Regions from separate parts of the Mus musculus genome. Here region 2 is linked to region 1. The links are chromatin loops, found by intact Hi-C in ENCODE. Cell type or tissue: left cerebral cortex. All regions are shown on one strand. Links, peaks and the distances in the headings refer to the core of each region. The heading gives the core; the rest is flanking DNA.

Evidence for each region. Peaks named below come from ENCODE experiments on the same cell type or tissue, not always from the same donor. Only the 100,000 strongest peaks of a DNase experiment are listed, where the experiment ranks them.
Region 2: a loop joins it to region 1, with 9 times the contacts of the local background. A loop is called at or near these places in 32 of 42 quality-filtered maps.

The regions. Positions count from the first base shown.
Region 1 is chr5:75,841,373-75,849,330 of GRCm38, forward strand. No RefSeq gene overlaps it. Among named protein-coding and RNA genes, the nearest start is that of Gm32727, 130 kb to the right of the region's middle. In left cerebral cortex, for the core only: no CTCF peak of the experiment used is centred there; no DNase peak of the experiment used is centred there.
Region 2 is chr5:75,212,996-75,220,953 of GRCm38, forward strand. No RefSeq gene overlaps it. Among named protein-coding and RNA genes, the nearest start is that of Mir7025, 40 kb to the left of the region's middle. In left cerebral cortex, for the core only: a CTCF peak has its summit at 1,708 (motif pointing right); DNase peaks (open chromatin) are centred at 1,391, 1,707 and 2,875.

The DNA.
Region 1 (7,958 bases), core at 1,275-6,274:
AGAGGCCCCAAAGTTAGCCACCACCTTGACATCATTGATATCCACATTAGCCCATGGGTTCCAGATCCTTTGAAAATAGGAGGAACTATAGCTTGCTCTGGAGGAATAGAGTCCCAACGCCTTCTCATCTTCTCATGGGCTAAGCAACTTAGTGAGTTTTCACTCTAAGTCAGCAGTCAAGAACACTCCCTGCAGCAAAGAGCAATGCCAAGGACAGAGGGGATTCTCTGATGGTCGTTAGGAACCAAGTTGGATCCTGTCCGAGTTCAGGTATCAGAGCCCAAACTCCCACTATCCAAGAGTGTATTTTGGAAACCCAGGTGATTAAATCAAAAGACTCTTGAGTTGGCACCTGGTTGAACAGGATTCTCCAGGGAAAGAGAATCAATAGGATGCACCCATGACACAAGGACATGAACACACACACACACACACACACACACACACACACACACACACACACAAATACGCTTGAGGCAATTGGCTTAGACAGTTAGAGAGACCAGCAAAATCTCAAGGCTGAAGAGCTGCAGGGTAAGCTGGAGACGGGAGGCTGACAGGAGAGCTTCAATCCAAGCAAAGGGCCGGATACCAAAGGGAAATAACTGTGTACGTGCGAGCCTGAGGGCTGCCAGGTAGAGGCTTGGGGAGAGCTGATGTTTCCTTGAGAGTTCCAAGGTTAGCACAAGCCAAGAACCTGGAGAAAAGGCCAGCCTCCAGGAAGAATTCTTTCTTATTCAGAGAAGAAAACAACTTTTTTTTGGTCTCAGGCTTTCAATTGGTTGAATGAGAGCCACCCACAACAGGAGGAGAAACCAGCTTCCCTCTGTCTCCTAATGTGAATGCCAAGCTGATGCAAAAGTAGCCTCCCGAGGAACTCCAGAAGAAGATAGATCAGATAGGAGGGTGTCTCATGGTCTACTTAAGCGGGCACATACTATTAACTCAGTCCTAACCAACTCTGACTGCTGTCCCTATCAAAAGAATAAATCTGAGCACACAGACATCAGGGCTATGTGTGTATAAAGATCCCCATGAGGACACAGCAAGAGGACAGAAAGACTTCAGAAGACACCAAACCTGTTCCAACTTGATCTTGAATCTCTAGCCAGTGAGAAAATGTATTTGATAACAAGACATCAAGTCTGTGGTATTTTGTTAGGTGGCCTTAGCAAACCAATCCACTTCTCTGCAAGATCAAGGTAGGTAGCTTCTGCTACTGGTCCTGCAGCCCAGGACTCCTGAGCCCATGTCTCCTTCACAATTATTTTGGTTTCTTCATATGCATTGGCCCCATGCACACAAACAGGAAATGCTACTGCGTCCTGGGAAAGAAGCGGGGGTCAGAGATGGGGAGTTTCTCCTGTGCGGCTTCAAGACAGGACTGCTACAATGCACAACTGGCCCATGTTATTGTAGCCCAAGACCACCCTGTCCTGTCAGAGAAGCTGGCAAATCCTAAGCCTTTCTGTCATACTTTAAGACAAACTAAGTCAAAGGAGCAGGCCTGGGGTAGGTTGCCCAAAGAGCTGGCCTGCAGGCTTAGTCAGCGGAGATGACTGCACACTGGAGAAGCAGCAACTGGTGGATTCTCCACAGAACCATTGGGGCTGAAATGGCTGGAAGAGGGTTTTTAAAATGGCATCAATTATGGGTTTCTTTTTGCCCCTCTTGGAGTGTCCTTGGTACTATGGGAATATCTCACTATTTATTGAACCTGTGGCTATTGGGACCCATGAATTCTACCTAGCCTTGGGCAGCCTTCAGCACCTAGGGCTGATCAGATGCTATGGGCTCAGAGCCCCTAGCCCTGTGACCTGCTATTGTGGCCATGTATGAGCTCTTCACCTAGGGATACAGCTTCATGTTTTTCAAGTAGTTCCCACCCAAGCCCTGCAGCGGCCAGCTGCATGGGAGAGAAAGTAACTCCTTTGTGGAGCAATTTCACCCCAAGCAAAGAGGAGATTCACTGCTTCTTAGAATAGACTGTGTGAAGCCATCTCACATGACCGAATACATGAGACTGATTTCTGGAGGCCATTAAAGCAGGGTGGCCCAAACAGGATGACTTTAAACAGAAACTTACTCTCTCTAGGGTTTCTAAGCCCAAAGTACCAGCATCAGCATGTGAGCAGCACCACACTTCCTGTAGGTTCTAGGGCAATGGTTCTCAGCCTTCCTAATGCTGTGACCCTTTAATACATCTCTTCATGGTGTATTAAAGGGTCACCCCCCGCTAGGCCATTAAATCATTTTCATTGCTACTTCCTAACTGAAATTTTGCTACTGTTATGAATCGTAACGCAAATACCTGTTTTCCAGTGGTCTTAGGTGGCCCCTGTGAAAGGGTCATTTGACCACCAAAGGGGTCGGGACCCATGGGTTAAGGGCGATTCACTTTCTTGCCTTTTTTAAGCGAGCTTCCTCTTCTGTCTGTCCATCTATCCTGTAGATCTCTTGGCATTAGATGTAAGGCCTACTTAGATATTCTAGTGTGAGCTTGTTATTACAAAATACTTAATAACATCTGGAGGGACTTCTGGTCTAGGTAGCATGCCATTCATGGATAACAGGAAGTAGGATTAGACACACCCTACTCGAGGTCACCATCCATATCATCACAGACAGCCTTGCTTTAACCCTCAATACCCTTCATCACCCTTCCTCAAGTGGTGACTCACGACAGGGACACTCCCACCTTGCCTCTCCTCTCACCCACTGAGTCCCTTTCTTCCTATCCAGACTATGTCGCTCCCAAAGGAAGCATGGGTACTCAGTCCTTGCCTCTGCCTCTGCTGCCAAGAAGAGGGCAAGGCAATAATGAAACATAATTTGGCAGATGGGAAAGCAGTCTTCAAGTCTTGCACACAAGCTGATATAATAAATATCATAAACTGAGTACCTGATTTAAAGATCTTTTTCTTCCCGGTTCTGGAGGCTTGGAAGTCCTAGCTTAAGTCACCAGAGGATTTGGCATCTAGAGAGGGCCTACTCTGTTTCATAAATCATGTCTTCCAGCTGTGTTTGCACAATAGAAGCAAATTACCTCTTCAGGGCCTTGTTGGAAGGGCACTATTCTCAGAGGGTTTCACCTTCATGACACAGTCACCTCTTCAAGCATTAATTCTTACTACCATCACCCCAAGTGTTAAGGTTTTACCATATACCTCTGAGGGACGTAAAAAGATCATGCCAAGAGTGTGAACAGCCTCAGCTCTAGAGTCAATACAGGCTCTGCCAGCTCCTACCTATGTGACCTTGGACAGGTCATTTACTTAGCACCTATAAGCCTCAGACTGTCACAGTTAGACAAGAGTGGTAAGAACTCTTAGTTGTAGGGATGTTACCAAGACCAACAAAAATGTCTAGCAAAAACACCTGACTGTCATAAGTACCAAGTATATATCTTCTATTATGATTAATAGCTGAACAGATATGTCCTTCAGGAGTCTGCTCCTATATGTAGTAGTGACAGGACAGTGGGGTCCTGGACAGTGTGATGGTAGCCACAACAAGCTGGCCTCATCCCTACAATGTCCTCTAGAGACCAGGATTTCTTTTCACCTCCCATTATAGGCATTTGAAAAAGCAGAAACGGTTTCCCAGTGTGATCTGGGATCATCAAGTTTTCACGATCTCAGGTCACTTGTCCTCGCTGGTCTATCTCAGTCCACGCACTTCCCTCCCTGGGCCCCAGGGTTCTTACATGGCTGATCTATTACCTGTTCCTTTCAAACAGTCCGGGACTCACACTGTCCTTCCTGCCTCTGGTGCCCTGCCTCTGCGCCTCATTCGTACAGGCTTGCTCATGCAAAATGTGAAATGCCATATCTCATTTAACTATCAGAGAAGGGAGCTTGTCCTTCTCTTTATGTAATCTGTAGATTAGAAGAGAGAGAGACATTCGTGTTGTTCTAATTCAATGTGGTAGACATCTGAGAGAAAACCCGGGATATGTAGGAGCCAAGAGCAGAGACATCAACCATGCAGTTGCTCCCTGGAACTTTACTCTTTGGCAAGAGCTGGGTCAAGTTCTGGCCCCTTACTACCTAACACTCACTTCACATCCATCAGGAGAGATCAACTCCCTGAGTTTTAATATTCTATTAAATAATATTGAAGACCAGTTCCCTCCAGCTAGGCTTTGAGTTAAATAGATTGTGTGTGTGTGCTTGGCACTAGAAATAGAACCCAGGTGAGGCTGGACCCTAAGGACTCAGAAATACTAAGCAAGCCATCTCCTACTGAGCTACACTCCAGCCCGAAATCCATCATACATACTGCCCTATCACACCCTCCCAACACTCTCATAAGTTGGCACTCCTCACTTTTCATTCGCCACCGTGCTGAGCTGTCTTGCCCATCTGCCTATTTTCTTCTTAGCCCCCTCACCCTCAGAAACTCATTCCCATGTTTTATTTCTGTCCTTTCATTAGAACATGTAAGTTCCACCAGAACAAGGAAGGCTACCTCCTTTAAGCTAAGCTATCCATACATCCTTGAATCTTGGCTATATGGTACCCATTGAGTCTTCAATCAATACTTCTCAGATGAGTTAATTAATGAATGCAACAATTTATTTTATCTGTTGTGGCTGAGGTAAGATGTAAACCCAGACGTGTCACTCGGTGATTCCTTTTATGGCCCCCTCCTGTCCACCTTACTTCAGGGATTGTCTCCTTACTCCTGTCTCTGCTTTGTGGCTTTGAGGGCAATGACAACCATTGTCACAGTCATCGTTGCAGCCCCATCCCTCCAGCCTCTGTAGGGACATGCCTTGCTCCTCACTGCCCATATTTGCTGAGATGAATTGAATATGTTTCCATGACAACACTGGAGCAGGAGGAAGAATGCGAGGCCCTGTATGATTCCCCTACCCTCTCCATTGAGAACTGAATGACAGCTTGTGGGAGATTCCTCCTCACAACTCCTAGCATCGAGGTCCCAGAACCACTCCTGGTCAGAGATGGCTTTGTCAAAGAGGTACCACTCACTGATGCTAAAGTTGGCCAGGTCTCTGTGAGGTGATGTCACAATGTCAGCCTGAGTGAGTAAATCCTATAGATGGTTTCAGCACATTATCCACATGAAGACTGAGGTCCAAGTCATTGCATTTCTTAGAAGATCATAGGCTTTATGGCACAGTGACTTACTGGATCGCTTATATGGCCAGGGTTCCCTGCTAGTGTGAGCTAACCTGGGCATTCCAGTGAAAAGGCGGTGGATGTGTCTTTGTGGGAATGCTGCTGGTGCACAGGGGCTTCCTGTCTGCCTTGATCCTTGGCTTCTCACATCTCTCCTGTGAAAATCAAGGGAGCCTCACAAACTTCTGTCCTGTCCCCTTTCTCTGTGTCTATGGGGAGCTGCAGCAGCAAAAGTTTTCCTTGGAGCTGACACAAAATTGCCTGCTGTCATCGGAAAACCCAGAGGACCTAACGAGTCGGCAGCTGGGTACCACATCAGACTCTGGCCACCTGGTAGGCAAAGGACCTCCCGGAACAATAAGGGAAGAGAGGTGTGGTAGCATCATGGTCAGGGAGCCCTAAATTCCTCTTTCGGGGAACCAGCCATGGTGATGGGAGCCGCCTCTGCTCTCTCACTTTGCCGGGATCAGAAGAGGCAGACCCCATTTCTAAGCTGACAGAGAAAGCAGCAGCCATAGACTATGACCTCACAGCAGCTGGACGTCCCCTCCCTTCCTTGTGCAAGTCCTCTGTCACCTGAGTTTTCTGCATTAACACAGTTCCCAGAAGCCCTCACAGAACTGGCCTTTAAGAGAATAATTCTCAGATTCAGGTTCCAAGAAAGACTCAGAACCCACTTGAAAGAGGTCTACAGGCTGTTTCTGTAAAGGGCCAGATATATAGTCAGGCTGCATGGACCATAGCAGCTCTTGAAACTGTCCTCTCTGCACTTCCCATGCCATAACAGCCGCAGTGAAGGGCCAGACAAACGGAATGGCAGCTTTCTGGTAAATCATACAGACAAATGCTGTGAGCAGCTGGATTTGACCACGAGCTACAATTTGCCAACAGAGCACAGGCTTGTAAGTCAGAGACCTTTCCTCGCCACCTCTTTATCCCCAGGGTCTTTCCCAGGCGCATCCAGGGGGAGGTGTTGAAATGCTATTTGTGGAGATGCTCACCAGCTGATAGCAGGTCAAGAGAGTCAGACTTGTGATACCTTCTCAGAGACTACAGCATATGAAGAGGATCCTGTCCAGGGGCTGAGGACTCCAAAGCCAGGCCTCTGGCATCAAACCTGCCACCTCAGCTCCTCTAACCAAACAGATCCACAAATCCCCAAATCCCAGGTCATTGGGATCTCCTGGTCCCCTCTTGGGAAGCTCACAGGAAATAAAGTCTGAGGGTATAGGGTATCAGGAACAAGCAAGGAGCACACAGCCTGGCCACTCTTCACACTTTAGTACTTTCCTTATGTCCCCAACACTGTAGACAGCTACATGCTATTGTCATTTCACAGGGTGAGCTAGGGCCACTGCGCCGACCTCAGATGAGCTGTCAGAGCCCTTAAATGAGGGCTAGCTGTTCTTTTAAAAGCCAGCTCTGGAGAACTAAGTCCTAATTACCTTCTTTCATTTCTGACTGCAGTGGCAAATCCCTGGCAGTTACAGAGAAAGATCAATCTAGTAATGTCTTTCAAAACAGAAGAAGTCAAGACGGTGGCGATTTCGGCATGAATTCTAGGAGATCACAGCCACTGTTCTTCAACTGTGTTCTGACTCTTGGCCTGGCACACTAGAGGCTGGGATCCAAAGCCCCCTGTGGCATATACTCCCTTCAACTCCAGACATTTGGGGACTTTGCATTGGTCAGGATATACACGTTTATGCGGTGCTAACAGATTTCAAGTTGAGTCTGGTTCGTGTCACATGGCCAGTGTGGATTGACAGGCAAATTCTACTCTCTGAAGTTGTTGAGGGTTCTGGTTTATGTATGTTTCATCCAAGCATAGACCTTTTGAGTTATCTTGTTATGGGAAAGGGCATGGACGACCTTGTCCTGGCTTCTAAAGTCTCTCTGGGGACCTTTTCTGTTTACCTTTCATTGACCAACCAAGTAGCATGTCACATGGGTGGAGAAGTCCACCCAGCCATGTGCAAGGTGGGACACAAGGACCATGAGCAGGCTTAATGCTTGCTGCAGGACCTGAATGAAATCAGGAGTCAGGTGCCTCATGGGAAGGGTACCCATGAGAGTTCACCTGGATGTTCTACCCAGTGTAGCAGAGCATGGACCATTCAAGTCTAGCTCCAACCATGCTTGACATTTCTGGCCTGTGTCACATGAAAATGTCCCCCATCACACTGCCACCACCACAGACAGGGCCCTTCCAGTTTGCCTTCCCTGTTACAACAAAGTGCAGCCCTCTGACACTGTGACCTGCTTCGTGTAGCTTTTACTACTCCGCCTTAACTCTGGGCACAGGCCGTGCTACCAGCCCCTGCTCAGAAAATATTGGATCCATGGATGGAAAACACAGACACACACGCCAGTTCATCTTAAATGCCTTTGCTAAACCAATGACCGAGCGCTGCTAAACCTCCCATGCCACCCAGACATAACCGGATAGAGCCAGTCCAAACTGAAACCCACATGGCTGGTTGGTGCTATCTCCTGCAGCTACTCCCTGCTTCTTCTCTCCCCATCTCCCGATTCTGCTTGCATCCTCCTGAGCAACTCTAAGTGCTCCGCCCCGGCCTCAGTCATTGGTCGCTGGTGTCTTTATTGATGGATCAAGAACCAATTGGGGAACAGGACCTGAGCATCAGCACCAACCTCTACAGTGACCAGCATAAACATCTCCTTCCTTGAGTGGCTTCTACCAGGAGTCTTGTCACAGTGATGGGACAACTAAGTCATATGCCACGCACCTTTCAAAACTCTACCTCCTATGACAGGCACATGGGCTGGGATTTCAACACATGAGGGGTACGT
Region 2 (7,958 bases), core at 916-5,915, 630 kb before region 1:
TCTTCTAACTACTGTAATATATTCTTTGCTATTCCAGGCCTTGGCACATGGCCTTCTCTCTGCCTGGAATGTTCTTTTCTCTGAGTGCCACCATGTCTTTGTTTAGCGAGTCATACTGCTTCCCCCTTTCCCTTGAGATAAACTCATAGACCCCCTAAACCATGCCTTATTACAGAGCATCCCCACAGCTCGCTCGCTGCCTTTGTCTTTCAAATGCTCATCCGTCTTCTGATTGCCGGCTGGGCTGTGGGCTTCACGAGGCCAGTCTTTTGGTGTCTCTAGTGCCCATGATGACGCCCGGCATCTGTGCATACAGTGACACGGACCATCAATCATTTACCCTTAACTCAAAAACGTTTGTTGAAATTCTTGTCCTCATTCACGACTCAGCTGCTGAAACGAGCGGGGTTAAACGACTCTGTCTTAGTTCACAGGAAGAATCCTGTTCTTTCATCCATCTTTGGCTATCCTGGGTGTAAGGCAGGAGAGGGATGCTAGAGGAGTTCGTGTAGAAGCAGCTGACTAGGTGCTTCCCTAGAGTGAGACAGGGCTTCTCGAGCTAGGGCATTAGGAACCACATAGCTTAGCATTGGGAGGGACAGGAGAGGAACGAGAGGGAACCAGCCAGAACACCCCAACTCCAGCTCTCATTGGCATTTCCACTTCCAGCCTTATCCTGGGCATTCTGTAAATGAAATATGAGACAAGTCATCTCAGACAACTTTTAAGCAATTAGTTCCCCTTTGTGCAGCCTCCTTGGAGACAAGAGAAACAATCTGGGAATCTGTCCCAGGTTCTTCCACCTACCCTCTGCCCTTTCCCTACCATTTTCCCACCTCCACACTCTAGGCCCTCTGCTGGCTTGTTCTCGTTGGGACCCTCATGTGCTAAGTTAAACATGATTATGTTCATCTTCCTTCAGGCTCCTGGATTGGGCCATGGTGGTGGCTAGGTGGTGTGGTGGCCCTGTGAGCTTGTGGCCTGTCAGTTTCCAGAGGCATTGAACATGAAGAACTTGGATATATTGAGAAAACAGGAAGGGGCTCTCTCAATCAATCATATTTGCATTTGGTGCTGGAGACTGGACCTGGAGCCTTGTGCATGTTAAATATGTTCTCTACCTTTGAGCTACATACTCTTAGCCTCCTAGGCTAAAGCTTTGTGTATCAAGATAAATAAAAATATAGTTCCCTAAAATTGCTTTTACTCAATATGCGCGCATGCGCACACACACACACACACACACACACACACACACACACCATTGCACCACATACAGAATAAGAATTATGAGGGGGAGATCTGAGAGTGCCACACCACCAGCTGCTCTCTGTGGTCATCAGCCATGGCTTATGGCCAGTTGACAGCCTCAGCATCACTTGACAGACAAGCACTACTTTGTCCTACAGAGTTAGCCCAGGAGCGATGCTAAATTGCCATCAAGACTGCGTTCTGTGGGCCTCTTTGAACACCTGGACTTCTCAGGAGCCTGTTCTCTTCCTGCCTTACCTGCAGGAGAGCTGAAGATGAGGAAACAGGATTCTTCCTGTGAGATCTGTGACCTTGGGTGGCCAGGGGTGGTGGGAGCTGGTTGAGTCCACCTAGTCCCAGGCCCAGTGGCTTACCTGAACAGGTGCCGGACCCCAGACATGGGAGACCTTTGGAGCATCTTTCCTTTCTCTCCGAAGCTGCACATTGACCACAAGAGGGAAGCATCACACCAAATTCGTCCTTGGTCAACCTGCTCTTTGTTCTGGCTTTCCAATTGTCATCTAGGCGGAAGGCAGGTGAGCTCCTGCTGGCAGGAGACTGCTGCTTAGCCAGGGGGTCAGGTCTGCCTGGGGTCTTGAGCACAGCCTTCTAGTCAGGAGGTGCTTTGTGAATAGTCCTCACCATTGATGAACACTCGGCGTTTAGTCTAATATTAATATTAAATAAAGCACGGAGAAAGATAGGTCTGGGGAAATTTTTAGATTCTTAAGAGTTTTCAAATGTCGAAAATACTTAGAATCGAAGGATCAGCTTCCAGGGTTGGCCCTGTGATGTGTCCTGAGTGGCGTGCTTTTAGATGGGGTTTTTACACTCACCTACTGTGTGACACACCTACTCCTTCCTGTCTAGATCCCAATGCTGTCTGCCATGAGAATGAAGCTAGAGACTGTGGACCAAAGTGCTGAGTCAGGAAGGAGACTGCGGGTGTCCTCAAGATGCAAGCCAGGTGAGCGCAGTCAGTGTACCTAAGGATTGCCCCATGCTGAGAAGGTCTTCCCAACCGATGTGTGTGTGTGTGTGTATGTGTGTGTGCACATCACAAAATAGCAAAAATTACATTTAAATCTTTGTTCAATTTAGAGTCTAGTAAGACGGTGCACATGGGCAAGCCCTGTGACTCCAGAGATGAGAAGGAAGGTAGAGAATTTATAGTTACCCTGAAGGACATCATAACACCTTATCTAAAAAGAAGGAGGCAGAAGAGGAGGAGGAGCAGAAAGGAAGGGAGGAAAGAAGGAAAGAAGGAAGGAAGGAAGGAAGGGAGGAAGGGAGGAAGGAAGGAAGGAAGGAAGGAAGGAAGGAAGGAAGTAAGTTAAGAAAGAAATGGGCTCATCACAATATTCCCAATTTAAAACCAAAGCCCTGGAATGTGCCTACCTCTAGGAAAATCAAACCAGGCTCAGGTCAGCATGGGTCTCCTGGGACCTCTACCCGAGCTTTCTGATTACCTCCTCAACTCTTCTAGGAGTCATGGGGGGAGAGTAAGTTTCATTTGTTTCAGAACGAAGGGATTCTGGCAGAAAATTCTGGATCCTTCCTGGTTCCCTTGAGGAGGCAGGAGCGGGTCAGACTCCCCCTGTGGTGTCTGTGGCTTTGCTCCAGGCCCTTTGATCTCACAGAGTCTGCCGCATGCCCTACAGGACCTCTCCATGACTGAGTATTTCGCTTTGGTCTGCTCACTATGAGGAGGCCTTGGGTAATTAGAAGAACTGCCTTGGGCTCTTCTGACCTCAAACACCTACACAACAATGCTCATTACTTCCTGTTCTCTTACAGCTGTGGCCAGGCCTGGGCCATCCCCCAAGGGTCAGTGACCTTTCCCAGAATGCCAATCGAAGCAAGGCTAGCCAATAGGCATCCTCAACCTTTACCATGTGGAGAAGGGAGATTATGCCTCTTGGGTTAGGGAAGCTCTAAGGTGTGCCTCTTGCGCTCTCTCCTTTAAATACCAGTGGTGCAGTGAAGGATTTTGAAGGTGTGATTCAACTCTCCAGACCTGGGAGCATGAGACCATATCCAAGGGCAGGACAGAGAAGACAGAAGCCCTGGAAATGTGAGACAGTGTGAGAGGACTTTGTCTTTAAGGACTGTCACTGGGTGGCAGGTAACCCACAAGGTAAGGGCATGCCAGGCTGGCAACTAACAGCAAAGAAAGGAGTTTAGCTAACAACTAGCATGAGCTTGAAAGAGAGCTCTGCCCCCATTGCCCCCCCCAGGAGAAATGCATCCAGTTGACTCTTTGACTCTGCCTGGAGAGATCCTGGGCTGAGGGCTAGGAAGGACACGCTGGAGAACCGTGAGATGATGGAGCTGTGCTGTGCTAAGTCACCAAGTATGCGGTCATTGGTTACTTGGTGTAGAAAACAAACAGGATGCCTCTCTTTGGGGTAGGAGTCCCAGGATGAGGCATGGGAGTCTTCCAAAATTCCTCTTTATATGACCTTTTTCCTCCCCGCCCCCTTGTAATCTTCCTTCCCCTCCATAGCTAGACTGGTGGCCTCCTTGTTCCGTGGGAAAGACTATCTTTGCTGTAAGAGCCACTGTCATCACCAACCACCTAGAAATGGCTTCAGCTCTGAATATCCTAGCATGATGGAAGATCAACAGAGGATCTACCACACCCCCAATACTATCCCCATTTCCTGCTACAAAGATGCAAACAATGTGTGTGAATACCCGGAGAGCTGAGCTAGGAGAAAAACCATTCTTGTTTTGTTTTGTTTTTTTAAATTAAGTCTTTGACCTTTCTTGCAGTGATTTCCTCTTTTTTTTTCCCTCCCAAATCAATTCCTTTAATTAGTATTGCTTAACACCCTGATATTTTAAGTGCTACGGTGGCCCAAAATAGTCATTTCTCATTGTCAAATCATCTACCTGTATTTGGGAAGTTGGTCCTCATCACTAAGGGATGCGTACTTCACTAAGGGATGCGTACTTTCACTCTGCTGAAGCCTCTGAGCATCTAAGGCTTTTATTCCAGAGGGCTAATTTTACTTCACAATTGAAAGAACCAGCTAAGTCATTTTCATTTGTAGTCTAAAAGTTATATTTTAAAAAATTGATTAGTTTTGGAAGAGAATGGACTATATGCGTGACTTTCTGAGACTGTGTGTGTGTGCATGTGTGAGGGGGAGGCATGTATTTGAATGTGCCATGGTGTATGTATAGAGGTTGAAGGAGTTCTATCTTTCCTTCCACAACATGGGTCCTAGGAATCAGAGCAGTGGGGTGGAAGCATGCACTTACCCACTGAGCTCTCTCAGCAGCCCCAATAGTCAATACAAAATCAAATTGACTTTAAAGAATTTAGAGTCTTATTTTAGTCTCTGCTCCAGAACCTAGGGATGTATGACTCTCCCTCCCTCCCTCCCTCCCTCCCTCCCTCCCTCCCTCCCTCCCTCTTTCTCTCTCTTTATCCTTATGTCCATCTCTCTTTCTCTGTCTCTTTTCTTTTTCTTTTTCTTTTTTTCTTACCACTGGGAATGGATTCGACGTGTTTTGGGATGATCACCCAGCCATATGGAGATGATAGAAAAGAGAAAGAGGATGACAGTTTGGGGAAGCATCAGACCTTGGGATCCAGAGCTGGCTGTGCTAAAGTCAGATTCCCAAATCACTTGAGCTAGAGAGCGCCCGTAGTCCCTTTCTGACACCTGTAAATGGCACAGTGTTTCTTTGCCTCTGGTTTTGTAGATCATTTCCAAAGTCACCCCAAAGCACATTCCCTCAGGGAAGTCAGGGAGTTTAGTTTTAGGATATAAAGAGAAAGGAGGGATGCAGCTGGTCAGAGAGTCAAACGCTCATTTCAGCAGACATACTGGGGAAAGCCGTTCGCTGACCCGATGGGGTAATGACTTGAGGGGAAAGAATCATATGTGCTCCAAAAGCTTGAAGGGACAAGCATATGAAAGCAGGAAATAACTGATTAAATTTTTTTTTTTGTCACCTGGAAACACCAACTTCAGACTTTCTGAAGTGGAAGGAAGAGATTGCTGGGAGAGAATAGAATAAGAAAGGGTGAAGAAGCACCCTCGGAGAAGTGAGGCAAGGGACTCTCGAGTGCAGAGGAAGTGTCTACTATGCCTGACAGAAACTGGGGAGAGCCCCTTAGGCAGCCTGAGCCAGATGAATTTAAAGCCTCAGTTCTGTGTAGCTTAGCATTTAGCACTCAGCACTCAGCATCCAGCACTTAGCACTCAGCACCTAGCACCCAGCACTCAGGTTGAGCATATCTTGTCTGCTTTCCCTGTTGCTGTAGAAACAGCATGACTAAAAGCCACTTGTGGAAGAAAGGGTTTATTTCCAGCTACATTTCCTGGTAGCATTCCATCAGCAAGGGAAGCCAGGGCGGGAGCACAAATCAGGAACCTAGAGGCAGGAAATGAAGCCGAGACCACAGAGGAGTACTGCTCACTGGCTTGCTCTCCATGGCTCGCTCTGCTTCCTTTCTTATTCAGCTCAGGCCCATATGCCCATGGGTGGCACCACTTACAGTGGGCCCTGGGCCTTCCTACCTCCATCATTAATAAGATACCAGATAGGCATGCCCTCTGAGGAGGCAGTGTCTCAGCTGAGGCTCCCTCTTCCCTGGCTCTCTAGCTCCTGTCAAGTTGATGAAGACAAAGCACCCAGAGCCTTTGTTGAAAGTTTCTATTAGTGGCTTTCCTTGAAATGCGTGTTTGGTTGTAAACTGCAGGCCCCACTGACAGGCACTCTAGGAAAACAAGGGTCAGAATTTCTCAGCTCACAATTCATTCTTCTGCTGTGGACTGAGTCCTGGGGTGTCAGCTTCAGACCATGGCTTCTGGGTTCCTCATGAGGACTCCGTAATAGACGCCTTCAGATCTTCACACTTAGAGTAATTATGATAAGTGCAGCATGGCCAGTGGAAGGCAACCCCAGTGAGGAAACTCACAGGAAATGATCCAGTGAAAAAGACCTTTACTGAGAAATCACCTGTATGCTCTTCAAACCACTTGCTTACAGCATGGAACACCATGGTTTTCAATGCATTTAGTGTTGCACAGTCAACTTTAGAACATGCTCGTGGCCCTTGGAAGCCCTGTATGCTCTGACTCCAGTCTTTTAACCTCTAGGGAACTCCTAATGTGCTTTCTGTCTCTGTCTTTTCTCAGATACTATACACCGGTTGCCTCTTGTCACTTTTATTCCACTTAGCATGGGTCAGGCGTCACCCGTGTGACAATGTATGTCAGAGCTTCCTTCCTTCTTTATGACTGAGTAATATTCTTTGGTAGGGAAATGCCACATTCTTTTGGCTCGTCATTTATCTCAGCGAATCTCAACCTGTAGGTCTCCACCCTTTTGGGAGCTGGATGACCCTTCCCCAGGAGTCGCCTAAGACCATTGGGAAACTCAGACATTGACATTATGCAAAAGTACAGCTATGAAGTAACAGGAAAAGAATTTTATGGTTGAGGGTCACAGCATATGAAGAGCTGTATTAAAGGGTTGAGAACCACTGCTTCATCTGTGAGACTGATTCACCCATTCTCCACTTTATTTTGTGCATCCTGGGGTCTCCATGGTCTTACTATTGGGCATACAAGAACGAGACCTACTTTCCTTCCCTGAGAACACAAGCTAAGCCATCCTCAGCGGTCTGAGGTTCCGACAAAGCAAGCTGCATAGATGTTAAGTGACACTAGAGGCAATGCAAAGAGACAGGCTGAGGCTTTGAAAGGACTTGGTAGTGGTTTTCAAGATCGCCAAACAGAACTGAGCTGTTCAGAACCTAAGGTCTGATGTTCCATCAGATGGGAAGGTTCAGGTGATGTGACTCACGTACTCAACCCCACGTACCAAGCAGCCTAACAAGCTAAGAAGCTAATGGGTTTACAGAGCATTCAGCCAGTTCCGGGGCTCTAGTTGATGGATTTACTCAGCCTCAAACAGGAGATGGAGGCTGTCAGAAGATCACCTGTGCAGGGGCAGCGGCAGGGGCAGGGGCAGGGGCAGGGGCAGGGGCAGGGGCAGGGGGCAGGGGCAGGGGCAGGGGCAGGGGCAGGGGCAGGGGCAGGGGCAGAAGACTTGAAAGAATCGGCTTCAAGTCTGTAAGAGCTGGCCATACTTCTACGCATGCTTGATCAAGGCTTCTCAACAGAGCCAGAAAGAACTGGCCACTCCTGTTGTCTGGAATGCCTCCTTCGAAGCTGGGCATTAAGTACACTGAGGTTTTATGCTGACACTATTAACAGCATGGAGAGCCCAACTTTAAAAGATCATGGACCCTATTTACTATCAATTTTACGTCAAAATGAAGATGTGTTCATTCTATAAATTGAAATCCAAGTTGAAGTACTAACATTTTTTTCTATACCCCAAATTGTTCTGTCCTAGCTATTTAAAGAGACCTTGTTTTGCATTAATTCCATTTAAAGTTATATTTTAATGTTGAAAAAAATTCATTAATTTTTTTTTGTCTTTGAGAGGGAGCCTTGCAATGTTGGAACTCAATATACAACCCAGATGACTTTAAATTTTCAGGCCTGAAGCCTTGGCCTTCCAGGTGCTGGGATAACAGGTGTGGGCAGCCTCACCTGGCTGGCCCATCACTGATCTTTTGGTGCAGTTTGCCCCCATCTGTAGGAGCCTGGCACCACTCTTTAAGATGAGTTATTTACGTGTGTGGGCCTCAGATGTTTAGTGCCGACTCCAATAGTCTC